Regions from separate parts of the Homo sapiens genome. Here region 2 is linked to region 1. Evidence: chromatin loops called from intact Hi-C (ENCODE). Cell type or tissue: dorsolateral prefrontal cortex. All regions are shown on one strand. Each heading gives the region's core, and the rest is flanking DNA. Links, peaks and the distances in the headings are about the cores only.

Evidence for each region. Peaks named below come from ENCODE experiments on the same cell type or tissue, not always from the same donor. Only the 100,000 strongest peaks of a DNase experiment are listed, where the experiment ranks them.
Region 2: it touches region 1 in a loop (5-fold over the local background); 19 of 110 quality-filtered maps call a loop at or near these places.

The regions. Positions count from the first base shown.
Region 1 is chr3:49,830,808-49,845,742 of GRCh38, forward strand. It overlaps TRAIP (TRAF interacting protein), which reads right to left. Exons shown (of 15, transcript NM_005879.3): 4 at 13,734-13,773; 5 at 12,994-13,121; 6 at 11,646-11,740; 7 at 11,019-11,132; 8 at 10,178-10,265; 9 at 9,477-9,566; 10 at 8,965-9,053; 11 at 1,109-1,261. Among named protein-coding and RNA genes, the nearest start is that of TRAIP, 18 kb to the right of the region's middle. In dorsolateral prefrontal cortex, for the core only: CTCF peaks have their summits at 8,599 (motif pointing left), 8,804 and 10,487 (motif pointing right); DNase peaks (open chromatin) are centred at 8,574, 8,844 and 11,194; H3K27ac peaks cover 3,221 bases.
Region 2 is chr3:49,533,665-49,548,599 of GRCh38, forward strand. It overlaps DAG1 (dystroglycan 1), which reads left to right. Exons shown (of 3, transcript NM_004393.6): 3 at 1-1,951. Among named protein-coding and RNA genes, the nearest start is that of BSN-DT, 13 kb to the right of the region's middle. RefSeq lists enhancers at 1,074-2,072, 3,592-4,092 and a silencer at 6,299-6,528. In dorsolateral prefrontal cortex, for the core only: CTCF peaks have their summits at 6,159 (motif pointing right) and 6,371; DNase peaks (open chromatin) are centred at 1,707, 6,337 and 7,067; H3K4me3 peaks cover 1,098 bases; H3K27ac peaks cover 3,857 bases.

The sequences.
Region 1 (14,935 bases), core at 4,400-12,399:
GGCCTGATGACTGACTCCTCTGCTCCTGCCCTAACGGCCTGTGGTAAGGCTACATGACAACCAAGGCTCCAGGAAGGACGAGCTGAGTTAGGGACTCAGAACTTCACTACCTCCTTCACTACCTCCACAGGCCATGAAGGTGGTGGAAATGTCTCTGAAAGGCCTGGCAGCCTGAAGACCCCAGGTGTCCACCTTCAACCTTTACAGCGGAAGAAGGGCAATGGGAGGAAGCCAGAGTACACAGCAGACACTGACAGGATCCCTGAGGACTACAGCCCACGGGTCCTAGGTTTGTTTCTCATTGCTACCAGGCCTCGCCCTCTACAACAGGGGTGCCCATGCCCCCTGAGGTTTGGGAGGTAGGACAGCCCAGCTGGCTTGCCCTCTTGCTCCCTTCCACCTCCACTGTCTAGCATCTCAGTTTCTTTCTCTTTCTCTTCTTTCTCTCTGTACAAAGTCTTTGAAAAAGAGGAAACCTGCCCAGCCCTTGACCAGCCTCACCTGAACAGTACCTGTATGAATGAGTATAGTCCTTGTCTCCACAGTGAATTACACTTGGCAAAGCTGGCCAAGGAGACAGCCTCCCTTTTTCTGGTCCCACCGTACCCCAGAGCAGGTTCCACCTGCCCCACTGGAATTCCAGACAGCTTCTCATGCTTGCCCCTGTGGGTCACCCCCTTGGGTGGTAAGGCCTTGGGCTCTGTGGTTTGAGATGATCCTCCCTCAGGCATGAGCCTCAGAGGCAAACATAGAAGAGGAAGTTCAGAGTCCCTCGCTCAGGACTCTGGTGGGCAGGCCTTCAAGGTATTGGGAGCACCCTCTCCAGCCCAGACCCACCCCTTCTGGCATCACTGCATTCTCTCTAACTTGCATTCCAATACGTTTGCCTTGAAAGGTGATGGTGAGGAATAATGAGAAAAGAGAAGGGGTTTGCACAGATTGAGTGCTCAGGTGAGGGAACAAGAGGTAGCTGGAACCAAAGCCATGGCCAAGCCTAGGCAACCCTCACTGCCCCATCAGCCACTCAGAGCTAACAGCACAGGGCCTGCAGAGCTGTCTTAGCTATCCCCCTACCAGCCCATGGACAGTGCCAGCGACTATCACTCACTGTGACTTCTCTAGGCAAAGTTTTTCGTAGTAACCATGCTGGGAGCTGGAGGGCCGGGCTGGGGGAGTATCCACATCAAAGGTAGCATTGAGATCAATATCATCACGGAAGGATGGCCGGCGGAGCTTCAGATTCACCTCCACAGGGGCTGGGCTGAAGGCAGAGATGACCTGGTTACTTGGGGCCACAGTGGTAACCCAGGACAACAGCTCCTGAAGCATCAGAGATAACTCAGCTCCAGGGACCTGGAGCCCACTCCTGACTCAAGGCCACCCCTCAAGAGAGCCCTACTCTCGGCCAGGCACAGTGGCTCACGCCTGTAATCCCAGCACTTTGGGAGGCCAAGGCGGGTGGATCAAGCGGTCAAGAGATCAAGACCACCCGGGCTAACATGGTGAAACCCCATCCTACTAAAAATACAAAAATTAGCTGGGTGTGGTGGCTTGTGTCTGTAGTCCCAGCTACTCGGGAGGCTGAGGCAGGAGAATTGCTTGAACTCGGGAGGCAGAGCTTGCGGTGAGCCGAGATCGCGCCACTGCACTCCAGCCTGGGCGACAGAGCAAGACTCCGTCTCAGGAAAAAAAAAAAAAAAAGTTTAAATTTAATTTAATTTAAAAAGCACACAAAACTCCATGTATAGTGCAATTACATGATTTGGCACCCCCCCACCACTCCCACATGCAGAAAAAGGAGAAGGAAATATTCCACATGTCAACCATAAGTACCTCTATGATAACTCCCTATTTTCCAAATTCTCAATGAGTGTGTTTTTACTTTTATAACACGGGGGGGGGGGGGGGGTGGGGGGTGGGGAGTGAAGTTTTATTCTATTAAAACTACAGCCGACAGGATTCTTCCAGCCCACCCAGACCTGGCAGGGCTCCCCACCTCCTGTCATACAAGGAGAACCCTGGGGAATGGCAAGGGTAGCTCCAAAGATGCCTTCTCTCTTTCCTTCCTCAGGAACTTTTCAGAGCTGCACCACAATCCCACTTCCACTGGGGTGTACACATCAGAGGGAGGAAGCCTACCTGCATTGATTTGGGTGGCTAAGCAATCCAGGCAGCCTGGACTATTTCTTCCTTTCCCTGTCCAGGACCCTAGAAGCTCTACCTCTGTCCCCGCCTGCAAGTTAAAATGAAGACTGCACAAACCCACCTCAAACCAACTCTAGGCTGGCTGCTTTGCTTCCTCCTCTGGGAACCACAGCAGCCAGGACCACTCATGCCAACTTTTTTGCAGTATCCATATTCTGCCACCATTTACCAACCCCAGCAAGTTGAGGCTCAGGTTAGGAAAGGTAAACTCAAGAGGAAGGCAGGATCTCGCTGGGTCCTGTAAATTTTACCCTCCAGGTGGCTCAAGGCAGGACTTTCTACTCCCAGCCATCCCCTAAGGCGTTGCCTAGTGGTGCCCAAGCTCAAGGCAAGCCAGGCTTATTCACTTGCACCTCCTGGTCATCCACAACACTAAACTCAAGACTCAGGAGGTTCTCACGGTGCCTCCCTCACTCCCCATATCCACATCTGGATCATATGGACACATTTCTTCCTCTCTTAGACTGTTTCTTTTTTTTTTTTTTGAGACGGAATCTTGCTCTGTCACCCAGGCTGGAGTGCAGTGGTGCGATCTCGGCTCACTGCAAGCTCCGCCTTCCGGGTTCAAGCCATTCTCCTGCCTCAGCCTCCTGAGTAGCTGGGGCTACAGGCGCCCGCCACCACGCCCAGCTAATTTTTTGTATTTTTAGTAGAGATGGGGTTACACCGTGTTAGCCAGGATGGTCTCGCTCTCCTGACCTCGTGATCTGCCCACCTCGGCCTCCCAAAGTGCTGGTATTACAGGCATGAGCCACCGCGCCCGGCCTTGTCTTAGACTGTTTCTATATTCTTCTTCCTTCATGAGCTTGAAGCCTATTTCCCTTTCTGCCAGGGGTCCACTTTCTTTCCTTCCCACTTTCTGTTTGTCCTACAAGGAGAAAGAACCTAGGGCTTAGTAGTCCTTCCCTCACTGGTTGAGGCTGGCTTGAGGCCCTCCTGAGTGACACTATCACCCTTGGGACACCCACCCATGGTCAAGTTACAGGGCTTCATGCCAGAGGCCTCAGGGAGCCAGGCAAGACACTCAAAGCTCCCCTTTCCAGAACAGAGCTAAGGCCTTGAGCAGCCCATTGCCTGCGTGGCATGGGATTAGTCAACATCTCCTCCATGAACTCATGGCTCCTGGCGGCCTTACCCTACCCTAAGGAAAGGTCTCCCTGGCTGTCTCTAGCCTGGAGTTCAGGGGCCCTTGGGGCCCATGAGAGAGATCTTCCTAACATTGACTCTGTAGTTGGGGGTGGTGGCTACATGCTGATGCCTCCCTAAAATGACAGGTATGAAGGGTAATCCTACTGCAACAAGTAGAAGGGGCAACCACCATCAGCCCCCAGAGATTTCCAAAAAATTCTGGGAGACAAAGCATGGCCAGGGGACAAGAGACTGACACAGCAGCCAGAACCCACAAGGAGGGGGTCCATGAAGGAAAGGGAGGGCCTTGCAAAAGCATTAAACAGGCCTGAAAACTGGAACACTGATGAAATTGTGAGCTTGGCTCCACCCCATCCTAATCTGCATTGGTAGAACACTAGGCAGTTAGGCTGCTGCCCTGGGCCAATAAATAGAAGAGCTTTTCTCAAAGACACTAAACAAACTATGTACAATGACCTAGGGCAGCCAATATTATTGGACCCAACAGTAAAGCCTTCTGCATCCTGGGTTCAGGTAAGACTCAACATGATGCCAGCAGTCTGCACATCCCCCCCAAACCCTACCCACATAGGTTGGCCTCCAAAGTAGCCAAGGACCACCAGGTATGGGAGGGGAGCCCAGGAAAAAGTCCATGGTGCACAAATACTGACTCTGAGACAAACAGAAATATGAGACCATAAAACAAGAACATGATGCTTTGCAAAACAGACATACTCAAAGAGCAAGAAAGAATGCTTGCAAATTTAAAACATGAATACTGCCAGGCACAGTAGCTCACGCCTGTAATACCAACAATTTGGGAGGCTGAGGTGGGAGGATGGCTTGAGGCCAGGAGTTCAATACTGACCTGGGCAACATATTAAGACTCTATCTCTACAAAAAATAAAATTAAATAAATTAACTGGGCATTGTGGCACATGCCTGTAATCTCAGCTACTTGGAAGGCTGAGGTGGGAGGATCCCTTGAACCCAGGGGGTGGAGGTTGCAGTGAGCCGAGATCGTGCCACTGCACTCCAGCCTGGGCAACAGAGCAAGACCCTGTCTCAAAAAAAAATTAAATATGATTACTGATTCAGCCCTAAAAAGGAAGAAAATTCTAATACATGCTACATGGATAAACCTTGAAGACATTATGCTAAGTGAAATAAGCCAGTAATAAAAGGACAAATATTGTATGAGTCCACTTATATGAGGCTCCTAAAGTAGTCAAATTGATAGAGACAGAAAGAATGGTAAGTGAAGGAGCTGAGGAGAAAGGGGAAAGGGGAGTTATTGTTTAATGGGTATAGAATTTCACTTTGGGAAGATGAAAACATTCTGGAGTGGGATGGTGGTGATGGTTGCACAGCAATTAAATGTACTTGATGCCACAGAAATGTACTTAAAAATGGTTACAATGGTGAGTTTTGTTTATATTTTACTACAATAAAAAATACTGCTGCAGTAAAAAGTTATAAAAATTAAGAAGCTTCTTAAAAAACTTAAGAAACTTCTTGGCCGGGCACGGTGGCGCACACCTGTAATCCCAGCACTTTGGGAGGCCGAGGTGGGTGGATCACAAGGTCAGGAGATGGAGACCATCCTGGCTAACACGGTGAAACCCTGTCTCTACTAAAAATACAAAAAATTAGCCGGGCGTGGTGGCGGGCACCTGTAGTCCCAGCTACTCGGGAGGCTGAGGCAGGAGAATAGCGTGAACCGGGGAGGCGGAGCTTGAAGTGAGCCGAGATCGTGCCACTGCACTCCAGCCTGGGCTACAGAGCAAGACTCCATCTCAAAAAAAAAAAAAAAATTCTTAATTTTTTTTTGTTTTTGTTTTTGCGACAGTCTCGCTCTGTCATCCAGGCTGGAGTACAGTAGCACGATTCTGGCTCACTGCAACCTCCACCTCCCAGATTCAAGCCATTCTTGTGCATCAGCCTCCCAAGTAGCTGGGATTATAGGCGTGTACCACCACACCTGGCTAATTTTTGTATTTTTAGTACAGCCACCATATCCAGCCAGAGATTTATTAATTTTCCTAATTTTAAATTAAGAAATGGTGGTGGCTGGGTGTGGTGGCTCACACCTATAATCCCAGCACTTTGGGAGGCCGAGGTGGGAAGATCACTTGAGATCAGGAATTAAAGACCAGCCTGGCCAACATGGTGAAGCCCCATCTCTACTAAAAATACAAAAAACTAGCTGGGCATGGTGGTGCGTGCCTATAATCCCAGCTACTGGGGAGGTTGAGGCAGGAGAATCTCTTCAACCGGGAAGCGGAGGTTGCAGCGAGCCAAGATTGCACCACTGTACTCCAGCCTAGGCAACAGAGCAAGACACTGTTTCAAAAAAAAGAAAAGAAAAGAAAAGGAAAAAGAAAAAGAAAAAGCAAAGCAAAGCAAAGCAAAGCAAAGCGGTGGCTCACGCCTGTAACCCAGCACTTTGGGAAGCCCAGGCAGGAGGATCGCTTGAGGCCAGGAGTTCAAGACCAGCCTGGACAATAAGTGAGACCCTGCCTCTACAAAAAATTAGTTGGGCGTGGTGGTGCATGCCTGTAGTCAATCCCAGCCACTCAGGAGATTGAGGCAGGAGGACCACTTGAGCCCAGGAGGTGGAGCTGCTATGAGAACAGTGAAAATTTACTGAAGTTTACCAGCTTCTTCATCACCCTCTCCCCTGGATACTGGAAATGTTCTACTAGACCAGATTTCCAAAGTGGTTGCTTCAGATGGTTTCAACCAGATCAACTGTTGCCATGGAGAGATGGATTCCTGGAGCTTTCTACTCTTCCATCTTCCTTGACATGACTTTTTTTTTTTTTTTTTTTTTTTTGAGACAGGTCTCACTCTGTCGCCCAGACTAGAGTGCAGTGGCGTGATCATCACTTACTGCAGTCTTGACCTCCCAGGCTCAAGTGATCCTCTCACCTCAGCCTCCCGAGTAGGTGGCCCAAGAAAACTTAAGACTTCTTCCAGACCTCTGTAGTAACACATTAGCAGTCACAGGAGAAAGGTAGAGGCAGAGTCTTTGAGGTCACTTGTAGTTCTGAGGGTCTTGCCATCAGAACACAAAGAAGACAGGGCAATGCCGTTGCTGAGGATTCAACAACTATTTTTGAGAGTTTGAGGCTATGAGTTTAGAAGAGGCTGTGCCTAGGCTGGGCATGGTGGCTCACGCTCGTAATCCCAGCACTTTAGTCCCAGCTACCCAGGAGGCTGAGGCAGGATCACATCACCTGAGCCCAGGAGGTTGAGGCTGCAGTGAGCTGTGATCACACCACTGCACTCCAGCCTGGGCAACAGAATGAGGCCCTATCTCAAAACAAACAAACCAACAAACAAACCAACAAACAAACACAAGAATAGACTGTGCTGGTGCTGCCTAATGCCTAGTTAAAAGAAGGGCTTTTGCTAAAAACAAACAGACCTGCCACCGTAATTTTTTTTTGTTTTTGCTTGAGACGGAGTCTCTCTGTCACCCAGGCTGGAGTGCAGTGGCACGATCTCGGCTCACTGCAACCTCTACCTCCCAGGGTCAAGCGATTGTCCTGCCTCAACCTCTCAAGTAACTGGGATTACAGGCGCCTGCCACCACACCCAGCTAATTTTTCTATTTTTAGTAGAGACGGGGTTTCACCATATTGGTCAGGCTGGTCTCGAACTCCTGACCTCAGGTGATCCACTCACCTCAGCCTCCCAAAGTGCTGGGGCTACAGGTGTGAGCCACCACGCCCGGACTTTTTTTTTTTTTCCAAGAGAGACGGGGTCTTACTCTGTCTCCCAGGCTGGAGTGCAGTGGCACAATCATAGCTCGACTCTTGGGCTCAAGTGATCCTCCTGCCTTGGCCTCCTGAGTAACTAGAACTACAAGTGTGTGCCACCATGCTTGGCTAAGTTTTAAGTTTTTTGATACAGGGTCTCACTATGTTGCCCAGGCTGGTCTTGAACTCCTGGACTCAAGCAATCCTCCCACCTTGGCCTCCCAAAGCACTGAGATTACAGGTATGAGTCAATGCACCCAGCCAACCACTTCAATATTTATGCCCAGAAAAATACTGGAGACAAAAATGAATGAAGTCATCCTCATGTGGCTTGATGAGAAGCCCAGCCCAGCTTACAGAAGAAGGCTTGTCAAGTTTAGTGTCCTGCTGGCCTGAAAGCCAAGGGAGACCATTGCTGTCCTCCCTGTACCAAGATGGGCTGCAGGCCCTGGCATGAAGCTTACTCAGAATGAGGTGGGCCCGTCCCCAACTGGGAGCTACAGACCAGATTCTATAATGTAGTATATAGCTGGTTGGCTGTGGGCTTAGCCATCTAAGCTCCAAGCTCATCTATCCCACTGGAACATAAGCTCCAAGAGAACAGAGAAGGTCTGCCATGCAGTGGGCACTCATCAAGGACCTGCTGTAGGAGTCCAGGCCTTCCAGCACCCTGAAGAGGTAAAGAAAGTAAACAAAAGCAACCAGGCACGGTGGCTCACACCTGTAATCCCAGCACTTTGGGAGGCCCAAGTGGGCAGATTGCTTGAGGTCAGGAGTTCAAGACCAGCCTGGCCAACATGGTGAAACCCGTCTCTGCCAAAACATACAAAAATTAGCTGGGCATGGTGACACATGCCTGTAATCCCAGCTACTCAGGAGGTTGAGGCAGGAGAATCGCTTGAACCTGGGAGGCGGAGGTTGCAGTGAGCCGAGATCGCACCACTGTACTCCAGTCTGGGAAACAGAGTGAGACTCCATCTAAAAAAAAAAAAGATTAAAGACTGGGCTGGGCGCAGTGGCTCACGCCTGTAATCCCAGCACATTGGGAGGCCGAGGCAGGTGGCTCACGAGGTCAGGAGATCGAGACCATCCTGGCCAACATGGTGAAACCCCGTCTCTACTAAAATACAAAAAATTAGCCAGGCGTGGTGGTGCGCGCCTGTAATCCCAGCTACTCAGGAGGCTGAGGCAGGAGAATTGTTTGAATCCAGGAGGCAGAGATTGCAGTGAGCCGAGATAGTGCCACTGCACTCCAGCCTGGCAACAGAGTAAGACTCCATTAAAAAAAGAAAAAGGAAAAAAAAAAAAAAGACTGGGGCCACTGACAGGAGTTGTGTGCTTTCTGTCTGGGTCCTTGCTGGGGACTTTTGGCAGGCAGGAGGTAGCCTTGAGGATGCTCTCAGCTAGTCTGCTTCTGTGAAACTCTCAGGAGCAGAAATGGATGCCCATGCTTGCAGGGACACCAATCCTTCTGCCTCGTGGCTCCCTCTGCTGGCAGCTTTAAAGCACGCACTCCTGGCACTAAGGGAATTATTTTACAGTGGTTTCATATTTGTTTCAAAATCTGGGGTGGACAGATAAATGTGGGGAGCTACTCCATAAACAGGATGCCCCAAGACAGTCAGTGCTTCTGCCCTATTCTCAGACCACTTCTAGGTCCTCTGGCCTTCTCTGGCCTCTCCGTGTCAGAGCCTAATTTGCTTCAAGGCTGCTTGCCAGCTAAATCTTGGCTGGCTCCCAGGGCAGGCTGTCTGCAGACATCAGGTCCACAGAGGTCACCCACCCCACCAAAGCCAGGAGGAGTAAAGACTGTTACCAGAAAGCTCTCCCACCTTGTGACCCCTGTACCGCCCAAGGCTCAACAAACCTCTCTAAAACCAGGCGGTCGACAGTCTCACTGGCCACTGGTGGCAGGTTCAAGGTTTCCTGCAGCATCGTTAGCTTCTTTTTCAGGCTCTTGGGGAGGGAAAGAAAAGTGTGTGAGAGAAAGGCTGAGGCATCAAGTCCGGAGATAATGCAGAGGACATGAGCAGCATGCATGAAAGGCCAGCCCACTGGGAACAGAGCAAGGCCTGATACCTCATCATTAGGCTCAGGAGGCCAAGCCCCAGGTAGAGCCCCTCCTCTGATAAGGGACCTCAGGGATGTAAGTGCAGGACAGACTATGAGGGAAGACTCATGGTTCTGTCTGCCCTCTGTTGAGGAGGCCCAGGCTCCAGTCCGGACCAGGGCCAAGGGGCACACCCTGACCCAGGAGGATGCAGGGGCCCAGAACCACCACTGACTGGTGCAAGGGTCCTGGGCAGAGATAGCCCAGCCCTGCTCTGGGAGGGCACACAAACCACCCCTCATTCCTGTCAAGCCAGGGATGTCCCTCACCATGATTTCCTTGTCAGCACTCTGTAAGTCCTTCTGGGCTGACTTCAGTTCTAACTTGGCCTGATCCAATTCAGAGTAGACTGTCTGCAACTATAAGAAAGTGTAGGGAATGAAAGACAAGCCAAGTGGTAGCCTTGTGCCCTGCCCCCTCCTGCTGCTCCCCAGGGAGTGATCAAGGTAGCCCAGAAGAGACTAGAGATATGGGCAGAGATCCCAGCTCTCTGAGGCTAGGCCTCAGTCTGGCAATGCACATCCGGAGCTGCCTAGAAGCAAAGGCTGCTTCCTACATCCTGCAGCCTGTGGATGCACCATGCCAGAAGTAAAAGCAGCTGTGCTGACCGAATCAGGTTCCAGGAGCCCTTCTACTCCAGATGTGGTACAAAAATAGGCCTCTGATGCTGTCACATTTGAGGCCTGTGCTCTCCAGCCAGCTGAGAGGTACCCAGGAGCCAGGAAGAGCAGAGGGGAGCATCAGTGTCCACATGTTGGGGGATACCTCTGTGATCTGTCCACCCCTAGTGGACAAGCCACATATTCAGGCCAATGCCCAGTAAGGACTGGTAACAAATTTCTGTAAGTCCTCCAGCTGCCCCAGGGAGTCAGCTGTGCCATCAGGTCCCATGGCCTTGCTCAGGAGACCAGAGTGAACATGACAAAAGGAGAGCCACTTCTCCTTCAACCTCTGTTCACTGCTAAGTTACCTTGCTTCTGGAGGAAAACAAATCCTTCCTCAGCTTGTCAGCCACCTCCCCTGAGGCCTTCCGTGCCTCTTTTAGATTCTCGTACTCTCTGCAATGTGGCCATGGAAAGAGATGCCAGAAAAGAACACCTGCAGGTCAGACTGAGCCACAGCACTAATCTAACACAAAGCACTGCCCAACCCCTCAACTCACTCTCATTCCTACTTTGACACCTGAGCCCAACAAGTACCAGGTGGCACTGTGGAGGGTCCTGCAGAGAATGCAAGGAAGTGACTATTTCCTCCTGCCTGTCCTGCAGGCACTGGTGACTTGAGAGGGCATGCAGAAAGCCCCAGTCTCACTAGGGGGCTCCCTAAACCACCTGGTCTTAAAGGAGGCATCTTGGACCCTCTATGCCTCTCAGCTAAGTGGCCCTCCACCCTTCCTGCCAACCTTACACCCACCAGAGTGAAGAATATGAGTAGAGTTTGATCCCAGCCAGGCAGGATCATAGTGCTAATGGGGAACAGGCTCTACATATCAATCACAATGGGGCTTATAGCCCAGAGAGCTAGGTCAACTCCCTTAGAAACAGCACTTAAGATTCACACTAAATCCTCAACAATCCTATGAGGCAGGTCTACTACTATTTCCATTCAGGAAGTTGAGGGTCAAAGAGGCCAAGAAACTGGCAGCAGGCCACATAGTTGCTGAAAGGTGGAATCAGGGTTCAAACAAAGGCAGCATGGCTCCAGAGTTTGCCCCTTAGTTCCATCTGCTTTACAAGAGATGGGGAGCAATGACACGGCTGGGGCCCCATGGCCTATCTCCTGTGTTTGCTGAGAGGGGCCACAGTACGCACTTCTTGAGAGACACACAGTACACAGCCAGCTGTTCCACCGCTGACTGTCCCACACCCATGTCTCGGATCATCTCCTCCACCTCAGGGCGCTGGCTCTGGAGTAGAAGCTCAATCCTGAAAAATACACCCAGCCCACGGCATTTGCAATCTGGAGGCTGATGGGTAGGTACCCAGTGCCGCTCTGCCTTCCTTTGCTGCCGTTGCTAAGGTAACAGGCTAGGCTGCCAGGATGCTTTAGTAGGTGGGTGTGCCCAAGGAAAGGCCCTGTGGCAGAGATGAGCATAGCTCCAAGGATGCTGCTGAGAAAGAAGAGGTGCTGAAAGAGGGTCTCAAGGTCAGGGATTTCCTGGAGAGAGGTTTCTGGAAGGAAAGACCCACCAGGTCATCTGGCCACAGGCAGCAGAGACAGGGAGGAATGTGGCAAGGGCTCCCATTCCTTGGAATGGGGGAAGAGTTCATAGAGGCTAAGATCTGTGCCCACACCCAGCTGACCTGAGCCCTCCATGGCCTATGGAGATTTGAGCCTCGGACATGACCCAATCCCACTCCCTGCTGCAGTCCTAAGAACTGTACCACTTGCAGGCCCTGGGGGCAAAGGCACAGTGCAGGACCCAGCTCCAAACTCACTGCTCCATGGTCTTCATCTTGCTCCTGAGCCGGCGGGCCTCCTCTTGTGCTTGTTTGGTCTCATCCTGCTGCTGCTCTAAGTACTTCATCTGCTTCTGAAGAGCAAATACACCCATACCTGATGCTTGGAGGCCCTCAGGAGCCATTGCTAAAGTCACTAGGAAAACTCTGCTCCAGAACTCTCTGCAGCTTATGTTTTGAAAATGCTGATAACCATGTACTCCCAAACCCCAGGAGGTAAAGCTCCTGGGTCCCACTCTCGCTTGTGCTTCTTCTTCTAAAAGGCTCTAAGCCAGCTGCTTCTTCACCTCCCTGCCTGCTTCCTCCTGAAAGGTATCTTACAGTAGACACAGCCCACTGCCAGCATTTACAGGCCCACTGTGGGCTGCCAAGGTCCAGTGGTCTGGGCCTCATGGTACATGTTGTGCAGGTGGCTGAAGAAGTCCAGAGCACAAACCCAGGCCTCACCATCCAACACCCAGACCCATGGACAGTTGCCAAGAATGAATAATTGAGCCAGGGGAAGCTGGCCAGGCTGCCTTCAGCCTAAGACCACTTGTCTCTGACCTGAGAATACCATGAGAGACTCCTGCTCTGCAGCCAGGTGCCAGTTTGCTCCCTCCCACCAGCCAGACCATGTGATCCAGCCCAGCCCCCAAGCAGGAACAGAGACAATGAATATCCTGGGGCCTTGTCTGTTCACAAGGATGGCTCCCTTTCCCTTTCAAATGGCATCCAGCAAGGACTGCTCCTGCCTACAAGGCCAGAATATCAATCGTGGGTTCAGATCAATCGCCTCTCATGCCCCTTGGAGAGCAAGAGGCTCACCAACCCAGGCTGATGCAAAATTCATCTGGGTCTAAGGCTGTTCACTCTGCAGACTTTGATCTGGTTGGTCAGCTCAGCACAGCTGACTTCAAAGGCCCTTGCTCCTCCCTAGGATGCTGTTTGATCTGGCTCAGGAGAGCAGCCCAGCCAAGGACTAGAGTGCTAATGGAAGGTTCTTCAGGCTGGCCTCATCAGTAGAGTATGAACCACTTTCGGAAATATGGCCCAGCCTCACTGAGGTCTTAGTTGAGCATCCCCTCTGTGAGGTACTGGGAAGGCCTTGACTCTTCAAACTACCTAGTACAAAACCCACAAGTATAGCCAATATGGCCCTTTTCTTATGGGATGGATGGGTACAGTATGGAAGGGCAAGGGGAAGAAGTGATTTGCCTCTATTTTACAACTCCCCAAACCAAGGTGATGACTGGAGCAGAACCAGAAGATAAGCCCAGAATGGGGAGTCCAGTTCTGGGGCAATACCTCCCTATGAATTCTGTACCCATAAAACCTGAGGACCTACTTTCAGTGTGGAGCACAGCATCTCGGCCTTGCCCAAGGCCTGCTGCAGAGATACCACAGTAGCATTGCGTTCTTCCAGCGTATCCCGCAGAGTGTCGATGATGACCTGGCTGTCTCGTTTCTCCTTGTCTGGAGCAGGGGTAGAGGGCGGAGGAAAGGGAAAGGCCTGTCCATCCATCAGCAGAAGAACTTGGGCCCTTGGATTCAGTGCCTCATCCCTTAGGCAGGTGAGAAACAAGGCTCAGGCCTGAAAGCTGGGTGGCCCGCTTCTTTCTCTGGGATGTGCCAAACCAGAGAAGCTGAGCCAGAGCCTTCATTCAGGGAAAAGCCCACCTTCTGCTGCTTGAACTACTTAGGAAAATATTTTACTGCCCATTCCCTACCTGCCATGGGTCCAGTTAGTTCATCAACCCAGGACTCAAGCAGGTTCCAGCCAAACTCAGCAGCTGAGCCCTCTCCCGAAGATATTCAGTCCCATCAGGTAACCCCCTCCCATCTTGGTTCCTGGGCAAGAAGCTGCACTCAGAGACAAGAGGCTCACCTGGTCTAGGTGAACAGCTTCAGTCACCTCCCTTCCCTCTCTTTTTCTGCCCACCACAACAGCTAGCAGGACTCTTGGACATACAAAGCAGGGAAAGGCCCTGGCTCTCCCAAACGGTTTGAAACCTTCCTCCTAGGGCCCCCTTCCTCCAGCATCCAAGTCAGGGGCTTCCCAGCACCCCTCGTCTCTTGCTAACTCACCTTTCTGGGAAAGCTGGGCTCTGACATTGTCCAGTTCATTCTGAAAGGCAATACCCACAATAAGCAGCAGGAAAGCATCATAGCTGACCTCCACGTGGTCTCCCATAAGGCTGTGGGGAGCCCCAGGATTGAACAATGAGGCCTTCTAGGGCATGAATCCTGCAGTGCCTCAAGGCCAAGCTAAGCTAACAATGGAAAGATAAGCACTGCTGTAGCTCTATGTGCCCTTTTGAAAAGTAGGTAAGATGGAGGAAAACAATCTCAGGGGCAAGGCCCCAGGACAGGTAAAGAGGTAGAATAGTGGAAGGGAAGTTAAAGTAGGGCCCCTGTGATCAGTCTCCATAGCAGAAGTTTCTATCACTTCCTTGGCCTCATCGCTCTATGTTGGTCTCATTCCCTCTGGGCATCAGCTGACTCACCAGGGACACACAATAGGAATGGCCAAGGACCTTGGGCGACTACTCCTCCTCTCCACCCTGGGTCTTCCTGATTCATAGTCGACTTTCCTCCAAGCTCTGAACTGGCTCTGTGTACCACAAACCTTCCAGACCTAGTATCCAATGGAGGTAGCTATGCCAGGACAGCTTTGTACCCCTGGATGAAACCTCCCATGTGTCTAGTCTCTAACTAGACTATTGTGAGGATCAAGTGAGCCTCTCAAAGCCCCTGCAAATGTTTCACAGCCATGCCACAGAATCATTGAGAAGCTGTGGCAGAATTGAACCCAGTTCCTGTTCAGGATGCCACAGAACTCAACATCCCCATGAGCAAGAGAGGTGCCTGCTCCATAACAAAGAAATCCAAGGTTTTACAAAACTGAAACGCTTGACCAAGGGTCCATGGTGGTAGCTAGATGGAATCCAGGCAAACCTTACTGTAGATCACTTGTCTAAGATCAACAGAAGACTCAGAATTTCACATGTGACCAATAGTATGGCCCAGGCCCAGTGGGTAAACAAGCCCCTACTGTCAAACTCTCCACCTAGGACTCTGGGGGCAAGAGCTTCTGGTGGCTGGGCTGGTTAGCATAGGCTGAACAGCTGGGAGTGGAGGTGGTGGGTAAGGAAGAGCACGCAAGGGCTGCCTGAGAACAGATACCAGGACATGGCTGCTGCACCACTACCCATAGTCCCCTGACTTCTTCCACACTCCAGCAGGGGCTTCCAAGCCCTTGCTCCAAACTACCCAAGATGTTGCTACCT
Region 2 (14,935 bases), core at 1,627-9,626, 300 kb before region 1:
ACTTTCAGAAGTTAAGGTTAAGTTTTTACGTTTAATCTGCTGTTTACCTAAACTTGTATGTATAATTTTTGGGTGGGTATGGGGAATTGCTTTGCTAAAAATAAGCTCCCAGGGTGTTTCAAACTTAGAGAAGACCAAGGGACAGTATTTTTTATCAAAGGAATACTATTTTTTCACACTACGTCAACTTGGTTGCTCTGATACCCCAGAGCCTGATTGGGGGCCTCCCGGCCCTGGCTCACGCCAAGTCCCTGGTGCTGGGTTTGCTCTCCCGCTGTTGCCAGGGGCTGGAAGCTGGAGGGGTCTCTTGGGCCATGGACATCCCCACTTCCAGCCCATGTACACTAGTGGCCCACGACCAAGGGGTCTTCATTTCCATGAAAAAGGGACTCCAAGAGGCAGTGGTGGCTGTGGCCCCCAACTTTGGTGCTCCAGGGTGGGCCAGCTGCTTGTGGGGGCACCTGGGAGGTCAAAGGTCTCCACCACATCAACCTATTTTGTTTTACCCTTTTTCTGTGCATTGTTTTTTTTTTTCCTCCTAAAAGGAATATCACGGTTTTTTGAAACACTCAGTGGGGGACATTTTGGTGAAGATGCAATATTTTTATGTCATGTGATGCTCTTTCCTCACTTGACCTTGGCCGCTTTGTCCTAACAGTCCACAGTCCTGCCCCGACCCACCCCATCCCTTTTCTCTGGCACTCCAGTCCCAGGCCTTGGGCCTGAACTACTGGAAAAGGTCTGGCGGCTGGGGAGGAGTGCCAGCAATAGTTCATAATAAAAATCTGTTAGCTCTCAAAGCTAATTTTTTACTAAAGTTTTTATACAGCCTCAAATTGTTTTATTAAAAAAAAGATTTAAAATGGTGATGCTTACAGCAGTTTGTACGAGCTCTTAAGTGTTGATTCCATGGAACTGACGGCTTTGCTTGTTTTGATTCTTTTCCCCCTACTTTTCCTAATGGTTTAAATTCTGGAATTACACTGGGGTTCTTTTGCCTTTTTTAGCAGAACATCCGTCCGTCCATCTGCATCTCTGTCCCATGACTCAGGGGCGCCCACTCTGCTTCGATTCTCCTCCTGTGGAAGAAACCATTTTGAGCATGACTTTTCTTGATGTCTGAAGCGTTATTTTGGGTACTTTTTAGGGAGGAATGCCTTTCGCAATAATGTATCCATTCCCTGATTGAGGGTGGGTGGGTGGACCCAGGCTCCCTTTGCACACAGAGCAGCTACTTCTAAGCCATATCGACTGTTTTGCAGAGGATTTGTGTGTGCTGCCTCAGGAGGGGAGGGCTGGTAGGAGGGGGGGAGAGGTCTCTGTCCTACTGCTCTCCAGAGGGCATTTCCCCTTGCGCCTTCTCCCACAGGGCCCAGCCCCTCTCCCCTGCCCCAGTCCCCAGGGGGTACTCTGGAGTGAGCAGTGCCCCTGTGGGGGAGCCTGTAAATGCGGGCTCAGTGGACCACTGGTGACTGGGCTCATGCCTCCAAGTCAGAGTTTCCCTGGTGCCCCAGAGACAGGAGCACAAGTGGGATCTGACCTGGTGAGATTATTTCTGATGACCTCATCAAAAAATAAACAATTCCCAATGTTCCAGGTGAGGGCTTTGAAAGGCCTTCCAAACAGCTCCGTCGCCCCTAGCAACTCCACCATTGGGCACTGCCATGCAGAGACGTGGCTGGCCCAGAATGGCCTGTTGCCATAGCAACTGGAGGCGATGGGGCAGTGAACAGAATAACAACAGCAACAATGCCTTTGCAGGCAGCCTGCTCCCCTGAGCGCTGGGCTGGTGATGGTCGTTGGACTCTGTGAGATGGAGAGCCAATCTCACATTCAAGTGTTCACCAACCACTGATGTGTTTTTATTTCCTTCTATATGATTTTAAGATGTGTTTTCTGCATTCTGTAAAGAAACATATCAAACTAAATAAAAGCAGTGTCTTTATTACAACGCCGTTGCATCTGGGCATCTGTTTCCCTGGCATCTGGAGAGGTTCCTGGACATGAGGGGTTGGGGGCTCATGTGACGGGGAAGAGGAGACTCAGCCAGGTCCACTTGGGGTTGGCCCAGTGGCCTCCATGTAAGCCTTACCATTTCTGTGCTGGGAGGGCTGGGTGTGCACTCCAGAAACTCTGCCAACATGTAATGCCCCCTTCACCCCTCTTCTGCCTGTGAATCAGCTAAGACAAGTCTCCTACATCCTCAGTTCCTCCTCTGTAAGGGGTGGGGGATAGCAGAGAAACCAGTGAGACTGGCTGGGAAGGAGGATGGTGGGAAAGTGTCACGGGTTTTCTGCCCCAGAGTGTGTCAGCCCCTGTACCTCCTGGGTAGGGTTCCTTCAGGCCAGGTCTCTGTGAAGATGGGGACCTAGGGATACCTCTGGCTGCAGCTCTACCCCACCTCCTGCCTGCATTATCTTGTGGGCTTGGGACTGGCTAGTCTCCCAGGTAGTCTCAAGGCAGGTTTGTGTTGGCCTTGGGGTGGGAACAATGGTTTCTGGCCAGGCTGCTCTGCCTTGGTTGGCCTGTAGGTTCTGGGGGTTGGGGGGTGACCTTCAGTCCCTGGCTTGGGATGGACAGTCCAGCTGGGTAGGCTGATCATGACTCAGTGCCCAGGAAGGGGCAGATGGGTTGTCCTAGGACACTGCTCGGAGTGTGGGCGGCAGGAGATGCAGCAGCTGTGTTTCAAGGGGCAAAGGGGCAGAATCGAGTGATTGGTCACAGAACAACTGGTGCCTCTTCTGGGCTCAACTCTGCCATCCCTGGCTCCTTACCATGACCCCTGCTCCTCTGCTCAAAGACCCACAGAGGCTGGTCCGATATTGCAGATAAGAGCTGATTCCCAGGGTGGGGGGGTTGTTGAAGGTCCAACAACTACTTGGAGTTAGGACCTGAATGTGCACCATGCTAAGTGCCAGGAAAGGCTGTCCCCAGCACACACTTCACTCCCTAGGCCTAGCAGCAGGGGCCCAGGAAATGACCCCGTCGTTATTCTCTTGACCTCAGGAACTTTTGCTTAACATCTAACCTGAAGCCACTGGGTAATGAGTGGACTCACTGTTCTGAATTCAAGTAAGGGAATACTTGGTCTTGGCAGAGAACATTAAGGCCAGAAGGACCTCTGGCCTCAGCTCTGCCCTGCCTCTTTTGGGGGATGGGGTAGTATCCGCTGTTTAGCCCAGCAGACCCTTGACCCCTGGCACTCCTGCCAGATCCCTGTTCCTTGATTTGGATGAGGACTGCTCAGGTCTTTTAAGCTGGGGTTAGAGGGTCGTAGACAGGAGAGTAGGAAAGAAGGAACATCAGACCTACAGGAATCTGCCTTCCCACATTCCTCTGACTTGGAATGACTCTGGCCTGGCTTGGAGACAGTGCTGGTCTCTAGAAAATGCTAGAGGAATCTGCATTTTCTCTTGTCATAAAGGCACTGCCTTAGGCCTAGATCTTTGAGCTAGTCTTGGGATAAGGGCTGTTAGCTGGAAAATCTTGTGGTGTGTCTAGGCCAGCCTGGCCTCTAGAATACTACCACCAGTTTGGGACCGGGCGCGGTGGCTCACGCCTGTAATCCCAAGCACTTTGGGAGGCCGAGGCAGGCGGATCACGAGGTCCGGAGATGAGACCATCCTGGCCAACATGGTGAAACCGTCTCTACTAAAAAATATAAAAAAGTTAGCTGAGCGTGGTGGTGGGCGCTTGTAGTCCCAGCTACTCGGGAGGCTGAGGCAAGAGAATGGCATGAATCACGGAGGTGGAGCTTGCAGTGAGCTGAGATTGCACCACTGCAGTGCACTCCAGCCTGGGCAACAGAGCGAAACGCTGAGACTCTGTCTAAAAAAAAAAAGAAAAAAAGAAAAGAATACCACCAGTCTTGGGGGGGCTGGAGGCTCCACACTACTTACCTCATTGTAGCCCACAGCCTCGCCTCCCCTTGTTGCCCACAGGTTGAACAAGCTCCTAGGAGAGGCCCTTTCCTAGCTCCCCTAAAGCAAAGAAGGCCCAATTCAAGCATCAGTCTTTCAAGAGTGAGCTTCATTTCTCTATTTCTTTTCTTTTCTTTTTTTTTTTTAGAGACTGAGTCTTGCTCTGTCGCCCAGGCTGGAGTGCAGTGGCACAATCTCAGCTCACTGCAACCTCCGCCTCCTGGGTTCTAGCAATTCTCCTGCCTCAGCCTCCTGAGTAGCTGGGACTACAGGTGCATGCTGCCACGCCTGGCTAATTTTTTGTATTTTAGTAGAGATGGGGTTTCACCATGTGACCCAGGCTGGTCTCGAACTCCTGAGCTCAGGCAGTCCACCCACCTCAGCCTCCCAAAGTCCTAGGATTATAGGCATGAGCCACTGCACTCGGCCTATTTCTTTTTTTCTTTTTTTCTTTTTTTTTTGAAAGTCTTGCTCTATGGCCCAGGCTAGAGTGCAGTGTTGTGATTTTGGCTCACTGCAACCTCTGCCTCCGGGGTTAAGGCGATTCTCATGTCTCAGCCTCCCAAGTAGCTAGGACTACAGGCACGTGCTACCACACCCAGCTAATTTTTGTATTTTTTTTAGTAGAGATGGGGTTTCGCCATCTTGGCTAGGCTGGTTTCGAACTCCTGACCTCAAGTAAGTGATCCTCCCGCCTTGGCCTCCCAAAGCGCTGGGATTTCCTTTTTTTTTTTTTTTTTGAGACGGAGTCTCGCTCTGTCACCCAGGCTGGAGTGCAGTGGTGCCATCTTGGCTCACTGCAACCTCCGCCTCCCAGGTTCAAGCGATTCACCTGCCTCAGCCTCCCAAGTAGCTGGGACTACAGGTGTGTGCCACCACGCCTGGCTCATTTTTTGTATTATTATTATTATTATTATTATTATTATTATTTTGAGATGGAGTCTTGCTCTGTCACCCAGACTGGTGCAGTGGCCCAATCTCAGCTCACTGCAAGCTCCACCTCCTGGGTTCATGCCATTCTCCTGTCTCAGCCTCCCGAGTAGCTGGGACTACAGGTGCCCGCCACCACGCCCGGCTAATTTTTTTGTATTTTTAGTAGAGACGGGGTTTCACCGTTTTAGCCAGGATGGTCTCGATCTCCTGACCTTGTGATCCGCCTGCCTTGGCCTCCCAAAGTGCTGGGATTACAGGCGTGAGCCACCGCGCCTGGCCTGGGATTTCAATATCTTAAAAATCCAAATCCATTGGTGACTCTTTCCCTGTTTTGCTCACCTTCCTCACAACTACCTTGAGGCAAAGTCACTGAGGCCCAGAGAGGGCAAGGGAGTTATTGGTCTGGGTCTTGTGGCTAGTGTGAGGCGTGTTCAGTTCTAAATATGACCCAAACACTTTAGGTTTTATTATTATTATTATTATTATTATTATTATTATTATTATTATTACTACTACTACTATTATTATTTTGAGACAGCGTCTTGCTCTGTCGGCCAGGCTGGAGTGCAGTGGCACCATCTCGGCTCACTGCAACCTCCACTTCCCGGATTCAAGCGATCCTCCTGCCTCAACCTCTGGAGTAGCTGGGATTACAGGCATCCGCCACCACGGCCGGCTAATTTTTGTATTTTTAGTAGAGACAAGGTTTCACCATGTTGGCCAGGCTGGTGTTGAACTCCTGACCTCAGGTGATCCACTCACCTCGGCCTCCCAAAGTGCTGGGATTACAGGCGTGAGCTACCGTGCCCGGCCAGGTTTAATTCTGATGATGAAATTCTGTTCCTGTTGTAGAGCAGCAAAGAATTATTTGAAGCACCTATGGAGAAATGCTGGGTACCATTTCCCTGTGGGGACCCTAGAAGATCTAGAGGAGGTTCGGCAAGAGGTTCAAAGTGGGGGCTCCCATCAGCTGGAGTTCGGGTGCTCCTGCAGGAGGGGCCCTCCTAAGGACAGCCTAGGGCATGGGCAGCATGAAGACCGGGTTGCTGGGGCCCTGGTTAGCCCCACTACCCCCAGTTTTGGTGGCGATTATCCTAGAGTCTCAGTTCGGGTCAGACGAATTGTTCTGTCCATGTCCCTGTGAAGGCTCCGTGTGGCGAGACGCAGGGCCTTGGGCAGGTTCGGGCTGGGGATAGGGAGAGCTCCCAACCTTGGTAGTGGCTCCAGATGCCCCCCAGGTGAGCCCAGCAGAGTGGACTGCCAGGAGCAGCTCTGGGCCGAAGAGGGAGACAGTGTCCGCGGCCTCCCAGGAGGTGGCGCCAGAGGATTAAGTCGCCAGCGGTGGGCGGGGCTGAAGAGTCGGGCTGTGGGCGGGGCTAATAACGCCGCCAGCTCCCGGAAAGCGCTAGCCTCCGGAGGCCGGCCGTGGGTCGAGCTGAGGCCGCTCGGGAGCGGACGAAAATCTCCGGCAGCGCGGGGCCGAGCGGGGCTGTGGGCAGGGCTAAGGCCGTGGGGCCGGCGGGCGGGCGGGGCGAAGCCCGCGAGTAGCCCAACCGCGGGGAGCCAGTCCGAGCGCGGCCGCTAGCTGGTGGTGTAACTAGACTTGTCTTCTCTCCACCACTGCCGCACAGTCCCTGAGGGCATCGGGGCGAGTGTAGCTGCAACTGGGGAGCCTGTGATTCGCCAGTGCCCTTCTCCCTAGGCAAGGGAAGCGAGCAGGCAATAAGAGGGGCGAGTCTGGGGCCCAGGCTTCCGCTACCGAGACCCCAGTCAGCAAACCTTTAATTCAGAGGTGGGGAACCAATAAGGAGCCCTCCTGTGCGTACTCCCTCGCCTTAGCGTTTGCCTGCCTCCAGGCCCCGTGCCCCGCGGAGCCAGCGCGGGACCTGCACACGGTATAGATAGAGCTCAGCGCTTGCAGGGCCTCTCTGTCTCTCCTTCCTCCAGCCAGAGAGCTCCTGAGGGCACCGCCTAAAGGGGGTAGCCTGATAGGGTACTGTGAGATCTGGGAGGGTACTGGATGGAGATGAGGTGCCTCCACTTGTGTGATTGGGTCCCCCTGCTTGGCACTAGAAGCAGACGTGGGATGAGGCTGCTGGCGACTTACTCTTTCCCTGAGTGGGGGTACCCTGAAACCCCAGGAAACACCTTTCCCAAAGCAGTCTTCACAGCTCTAGGCATGCATTGGAACAGCAGGGACATCCAGTTGGGAGCTGGCCAGGGCCAGGGCTGAGGGTGCTGTTGTCTTCTGTCCGCATGGTGTCGCATCCTTAGGCTATAGAGGGCAAAACCAAGTTTGGAGCCTGCCAAAATGGTCCAGAGCTCACGCCAGACCAGCTCCCTTTCTAGGGAATTGGAGCCAGTAGTCTAGGATCACTTCCCACTTCCGTTGCAAAAGGTCTTGAGAGAGGCCGGGCCTAGCGGCTCACGCCTGTAATCCCAGCACTTTGGGAGGCCAAGGCGGGTGGATCACCTGAGGTTAGGAGTTCAAGACCAGCCTGGCCAACATGGTGAAACCCCGTCTCTACTAAAAATGCAAAAACTAGCCAGGTGTGGTGGTGCACACCTGTAGTCCCAGCTACTCGAGAGGCTGGGGCAGAAGAACCGCTTGAACCCGGGAGGTGGAGGTTGCAGTGAGCCGAGATCTCGCCACTGCATTCTAGCCTGGGCGAAACTCTGTCATACAAAAACAAAAACAAAAACAACAAAATCAACGTTCAGTTGGGACTTACTGACATTATAAAACCTAAACAGTTAATTTTCTTCTGCACCGTGGCCTGGCCACAGTACAAACTGGATAATGTCAGTTACTGAGTTACTGGCCGGAAAGTGGCACTTTCAAGCCCCAACTTCAATGCAATCGTTTTTTTTTTTTCTTTTTTTTTTTTTTGAGGCGGAGTCTCGCTCTGTCATCCAGGCTGGAGTGCAGTGGTACAATCTCAGCTCACTGCAACCTCTGCCTTCCAGGGTCAAGAGATTCTTTTGCCTCAGTCTCCCTAGTAGCTGGGATTACAGGTGTGTACCACCACACCCAGCTAGTTTTTTGTATTTTTAGTAGAGATGGGGTTTCGCCATGTTGGCCAGGCTGGTCTCAAACTCCTGACCTCAGGTGATCTGCCCGCCTTGGCCTCCCAAAGTGTTGAGATTACAGGCGTGAGCCACAATGCCCAGCCCAAACAATCTTTTTTTTTTTTTGAGATGGAGTATCGCTCTGTCACCAGGCTGGAGTGCACTCCACAATCTCGGCTCACTGCAACCTCTGCCTCCCAGGTTCAAGCGATTCTCCTGCCTCAGCCTCCCGAGTAGCTGGGGCTACAGGCACGTGCCACCACGCCCAGCTAATTTTTGTATTTTTAGTAGAGAAGGGGATTCACCGTGTTTGCCAGGATGGTCTTGATCTCTTGACTTCATGATCTGCCCACTTCGGCCTCCCAAAGTGCTGGGATTACAGGCATGAGCCACCGCGCTCGGCCCAGCCCGAGCAATCTTAACAATTTCTTACAACAAAATGGCAACTGGTCCGAGGTCCCTTATATCCAAGATTTCATGTATTTACACTCAAAACTTTCCCTCTATCAGTCTTGCTCCCCTCATCAAGTTTTATTGCTAAACGAAAACTCCCAGTCCCCTTTTCACCCCTCCCCTTCAGCCCCTGAAAGGAATTTCAACCCTGCTGAGGAATGTCCACCATATCTCCAGCCCCAGGCTCCCCAAGAGCCGCCAGCACCATTGCCATCTCTCTCATTCCCCTATCCACCTGTCACTCATTCAAAAAACAATCAGGGCTGGGTGCGGTGGCTCATGCCTATAATCCCTGCACTTTGGGAGGCCAAGGCGGGCAGATCACCTGAGGTCAGGAGTTCAAGACCAGCCTGACCAACATGGAGAAACCCCGTCTCTACTAAAAATACAAAATTAGCTGGGCATGGTGGCACATGCCTGTAATCCAAGCAACTTGGGAGGTTGAGGCAGGAGAATCTCTTGAACCCAGGAGGCGGAGGTTGCGGTGAGCCGAGATTGCACCATTGCACTCCAGCCTGAGCAACAAGAGTGAAACTCCATCTCAAAAAAAAAAAAAAAAAAAAAAAAAATCAGACCCCGGCCACCCTTCCCCTTTGCAAAGTAGCTGGGGCAGAAGGCATAGTCAGGGTTCATGTTCCCTTTTCAATCTCAGACATGTCGGAGGTTGAGAGGCTCCTTGGCTCCTTTTCCACTGGCCCATCCCACTTCCAGAAGGAATTTCTTTATATTACTCAGTCACATAACCTTACTTGGCATGACATTTATGTTATCCTGTCAGCCACTCTCACCCTAGATGAGAAAGAGCATATTTGGCTAGCTGCTCAAGCCCATGCCGACACACTTCATCAGCAGGATACAGTCCATAATCCTGTTGCGGCCATTGCTGTTCCCCTAGCCGACCCCGAATGGACTTAACAACAGGGGGACCCTGGCACCCAATGCCGTAACCATATGGTCACTTGTCTCGTGGCTGGCATGGAAAAATGTGCCCATGCCGATAAGGTAGTAAATTATGAAAAAATTAGAGAAATAACCCAAGGCCCAAATGAAAATCCAGCTCTTTTCCTATCAAGGTTATTAGAGACTATGCTCAAATACACAAAACTAGACCCTGAATCACAAGAGGGTCAAACCTATCTTCACTTACATTGCATTTCACAATCAGCACCAGATATCAGGAAACAGCTGCAAAAACTAGAGGAGGGACCCCAAACCCCACAAAGGGACCTTTTAAATCTGTCCTTCAAGGTCTTCAACAACAGGGAGGAAGAACATAAAGTGCCAAAGGAGAAACAGGCTAAGATTAAATACCAGATGCTGGCCATTGCCCTCCAGAGAGGTTCCAAGGAGAAATCACCTTCTCAGGGCCCCGGCACCTGTTTTTGACGTGGCAATCCGGGACACTGGGCAAAGGCTTGCCCAAACCCATGGCCTCCAACAAAGCCTTGCCCTATATGTGGCAAATGGGGACACTGGAAAATGGACTGCTCTCAACAAGAATGCCCTTCCCATTCAACAGCATCCTCCAGTCAGTCCCCAAACCCACCACAGGGACACCTCTCCTCTTTGTTGACACTAGCAGCTGAAGACTGACGGTGCCCGGGATTGCTTGTACCCATGCCATGTGAGTCTCCAGAACCCGGGGTAATTGGGATGGCATCTGGTAAGCCAGTCTCCTTCTTATTGGATACTGGGGCAAGTTTCTCAGTTCTTCCAGAGTATTATGGACCCCTAAATTGTTCCTCTATTTCTGTTGTTGGGGTTGATGGCCACCCTACCGCTCACTCTCAAACACCTCCATTATACTGCACCTTATTCAATACTGCCTTTACTCACTCATTTGTAGTAATTCCACAGTGTCCTACACTCCTTATTAGAAGAGATATAATCAACAAATTTGGGGCCACATTACAATTGAATGCCTTACCGTAGGTGCCTGCATACTTGCTCCTTTGCCAGCCAGAAAACAATGAAGCCCAAACCCAGTCCTCAACAATTTCAATCCAAGGAGTTAACCCAATGGTATGGGACACTTCTCAGCCCACTGTTGCCATATACCACCAGCTGTTTCTAATAAAACTTAAGGCCCCTTCCCAAATTGTTTCACAACCCCAATATCCCCTCAGTCAGGCTGGACTTAAGGGAATAAAACCCATCATCACCAGATTACTAAAAGCTGGCATTTTAACAACCACCAATTCCCCCCACTGCAGCAAAATTAAAGGGCATAGCTCCCTGGATACATTTCTCAAAACTTAAAAGGGCTCCTCCTCTTAATCCCAACCTGTCTCAATTTTCTTGTTTTCTTACAGGACCCACCAAACTCAAGATCACTTGACTCCCCACAATTCTTTAACCACCAACTCTTTCAGTAATTTTATTTGCTGCCTTGTAGAAGACCTTTCCTGGTATCCAGGCTCCCCCCACCCCCCATAATTTATTTCTCCTCCTTTTATGAGATATGGCTGCAGGAAACTTTTGCAGACTGCACTCCATCTCAAATGTCCTTTTTTTCTTTTGTTCTTTGTCTCCTTCTAGTACCACTCTTCCCCTTACTTAAACCATACCTTGCAGCTGTCTTACAACTTACTAAAACAGGCCAACTTAGGCTCCACAGAACTCTGTTGGGTCTGCATGCCCCCTTTGTTCCCAATATACCATTATCTCCCTGGACCTTTAGAAGCCTGGACCAATTCCTTGGCAACCCTCACCATTACTAAAACTACCTTAGGATCTGCATTCTGGGAACCAAGTACTGATCCTGCCACAGCCATAGCCAAAAAGGTGCATCAGGCCGTTCTCAAACAACTAAAAACTTTATCCCCTATCCAAAGCCTCATGGTTACAGGACCTATAGGAACCACCACTCCACTCACTACTCAGGCCCCTATATGTTTCACCTGCTCCTTAAACAGAGTTCCAGAAGGGTCTTTAAAATGCTCGGACTGTAACCTGCCTCTTTCTCTCTCTCACACAACAGATTGTAGTTATTCCTCTACAACAGGAGCAAGTGACCCATTCTCATCAGTGACCCAACTCATCAGCCAAAGCCACGCCCTCTTACCCCTTAAGATTTTCTCTCCCTATATGTAGTAATGCTTATGAATGTAACCAAGAGTCAGATTTTTTTTGTTTTTGACACGGAGTCTTGCTCTGCTGCCCAGACTTGAGTGCAGTGGTGAGATCTCGGCTCACTGCAACCTCTGCCTCCCAGGTTCAAGCAATTCTCCTGCCTCAGACTCCCAAGTAACTGGGATTTCAGGCACCCACTACCACTCCTGGCTAATTTTTGTATTTTTAGTAGAGATGGGGTTTCACCATGTTGGCTAGGCTGGTTTTGAACTCCTGACCTCAAGTGATTCACCCACCTCGGTCTCCCAAAGTGCTGGGATTACAGGCGTGAGCCACTGCACCCAGCCTCAAGGGTCAGATTTTTGCAGTGGGTGAGGGCCAGCTAATACATTGCCTTTATTCAATATCTATGGTAGACATGAAAAATCCAAATGCCAACTTCTTCCCCTTCCGGGTCCAACCCAATTCTTTCTTGATTCATCTGAACACAGACTATTCTCAGAAATACCTTTGGTAACTCATTACCCCCTTCTCCAACTATTAACCGATGACCACCTAGCTTCCTCTTTTGTGTCATTTGAATGGGAAGGAGGATCAGGTCGGGATGCCTCAAACTACCACATATTATTTCAAGCAGATGTTGCTGCCTGTGTAGCCCCCTCCAGCCCTTATTTCTTCTCATGTGGACATAATTTCTACAACTGCCTGTCTGTTAATTGGACTGGAACTTGCACTTTAGCTTAGTTATGCCTCCCTTGTCTGTTGCCACAAAAGACCAAGAATTTCTCCTGCCACTACACACACAAACACACACACACACACACACACACACACACACACACACACCCCAAAACAAAAAGGGCAATCCAGGTAATTCCAATCCTCGCTGCTCTCGGAATCTCTTCTGCAATAGGCTTTAGTTCCACAACTTTATAGCTTTTTCAGTTTCCCTGTCTAGCCAACTAAAAGAGGGACTAATGGAAATAGCAACTCAACTGGATCACATACAAGATCAAATAAACTCCCTTGCAGCAGTAGTACTTCAAAACCATAGGGGACTAGACATCCTCACTGCAAAAAAGGGAGGTCTATGCCTCTTCCTGCAAGAAGAATGCTTTTTCTTTCCTTTTTTTTTTTTTTTTTTTGAGACAAAGTTTTGCTCGTTGCCCAGGCTGGAGTGCAATGGCATGATCTCAGCTCACCGCAACCTCTGCCTCCTGGGTTCAAGCAATTCTCCTGCCTCAGCCTCCCAAGTAGCTGGGATTTCAGGCATGAGCCACCACGCTGGGCTAATTTTGTATTTTTAGTAGAGATGGGGTTTCTCCATGTTGGTCAGGCTGGTCTCAAACTCCCGACCTCAGGTGATCTGCCTGCCTCGGCCTCCCAAAATGCTGGGATTACAGGCGTGAGCCACCGCGCCCAGCCAAGAATGCTGTTTCTTTACAAACAAATCTAGATTGGTAAAAGAAGGAATATCCAAACTTAGAAAGATTGCAGAACGTCTACGCAAACAACCCGCCAATGACTTTTTCAGTTCTTTCCTCCCTTGGGTACTCCCTTTCATCAGTCCTTTCATTGTTTTTACCCTGCTTGATAAATTGTTGTCTTTTTGTTTTTTTTTTTGAGATGGAGTCTTGCTCTGTCCCCCAGGCTGGAGTGCAGTGGCCCGATCTTGGCTCACTGCAAGCTCTGTCTCCCAGGTTCACGCCATTCTCCTGCCTCAGCCTCCCAAGTAGCTGGGACTACAGGCACCTGCCACCATGCCCGGCTAGTTATTTGTATTTTTAGTAGAGATGGGGTTTCTCCGTGTTAGCCAGGATGGTCTCGATCTCCTGACCTCGTGATCCACCCGCCTCGGCCTCCCAAAGTGCTGGGATTACAGGCATGAGCCACTGCGCCCGGCCACTAAATTGTTTTCAAAAGTTCATTTTAGAAAGAGTTACTTCAATTGCTCAGGCCACCACAATGGGACATATAAAGGTGGCATTCCTGCCACAGAAAGAGTGAATGACTTCATCACCAGAGGAAGGCTACCTCCCCCCACACCATCACCCCTAAACCAGCAGGAAGCAGTCAGAACGAGTAGCTACCCCTCTGCTAAAAACCCTATCCAAAGAGATAATTAAAACAAAGAGGGGGAGAATATGAGGACTAACAATAGTTATGCCATTTTACAACCTTGGCTACTGTGTTCTCAGAAACAAAGCAAATGTCAACCCTGCCTATAGCTTCAACAGAGCATAACAGCCCTAACTACATCTACCCCCAGCTGGAAAAGTCCGCAACAGTCCCAGCCAGCCAGCACTTCCCCAACCCCTCCCCAGTAGAAACTTTATTATAAAAGCCTCAGCTTGTAATCGATCAGGGTCTCAGGCAGACTCCTGACTGGGACGCCTCGCAGGCTTATTCCTGTAAATAAACCTGTTTGGCTGTTGAGTTTCCTCCTGTCTCTTGCTCTCTTCCTATGCATCTTCCTAACAGTTTCCTGGGGGATGCTGAAGATGTGTATTCCTGGACTTCTTTGAGGAGCACATGGTATGCTTGGGGCAGGGGGTAACTCTGCCTTCCTGTGTCCAAAGTAATGATTAGAATGCATATGAGAGGCTGAAAAGGTACTGAGTGTGACCCCAGTGGCTCTGACTCAGCAATCACTGTGCCCCAAACCCTGCCCTGGGTTCAGGCAGCACATGAGCTTACTCCTGGAACTCCATCCTCCTCAGAGAGGCTCATGATCATGCAGGGCTAGGAGACGAATGTGCCAACCCTGTGAGCCCCAAGAAGATCCCTGGAGCAGAGCTGGAGATGGAAGGTGGGCCTGGTTGGAATCTCAGCTGAATATGTGACCTTTCTTGTTCTCTTGGTAGCAGATGATGTCCCTTGCCCAGCCTTAAAAGGAATTTTCAGTCTGTACTGTCAGCTCATTGTCAGAAAGACTGCCTTCTCAGAAAGCTGATGTCCATGCCAGGCCTTCCAGCTGGAGGGGTTTTTTAATACATACATAGCTGTGGTAACCCAGATGTGGCTACCTGACTGATACCTGCTACCACCCAGCCCAGAACCTGGAGGAGCCAAGAGGGGTTCTCCTCAGACAACCCTGATGCCTGAGTATGATTTTAGTGCTCATGGCCTGGCCTGGTGATGCTGTGACTACACCCACCACTATAGGGCAGGGTAGTGGTCCTGTACTGAGGGCCAGAAGTCAAGCTCTCCAGGTTCAGGGCCTGGTTTGAGCAGCAGACAGGCAAAGACCAGACTTCGAGATCACAAGCTCAGTGAGGGCAGAAGAGTTTAGCAGTCTTGGTTTCTGCTGTATCCTGTGGGCCTGGCACAGTGCTGTCCTCATCCTAGAGCTCAAAAAGTGCCAATTTTTTGTTTGTGAGACAGAGTCTCACTCTATTGCCCAAGCTGGAGTGCAGTGGCACGATCTCAGCTCGCTGCAACCTCTGCCTGCCAGTCTCAAGTGATCCTCCCGCCTCAGCCTCCTGAGT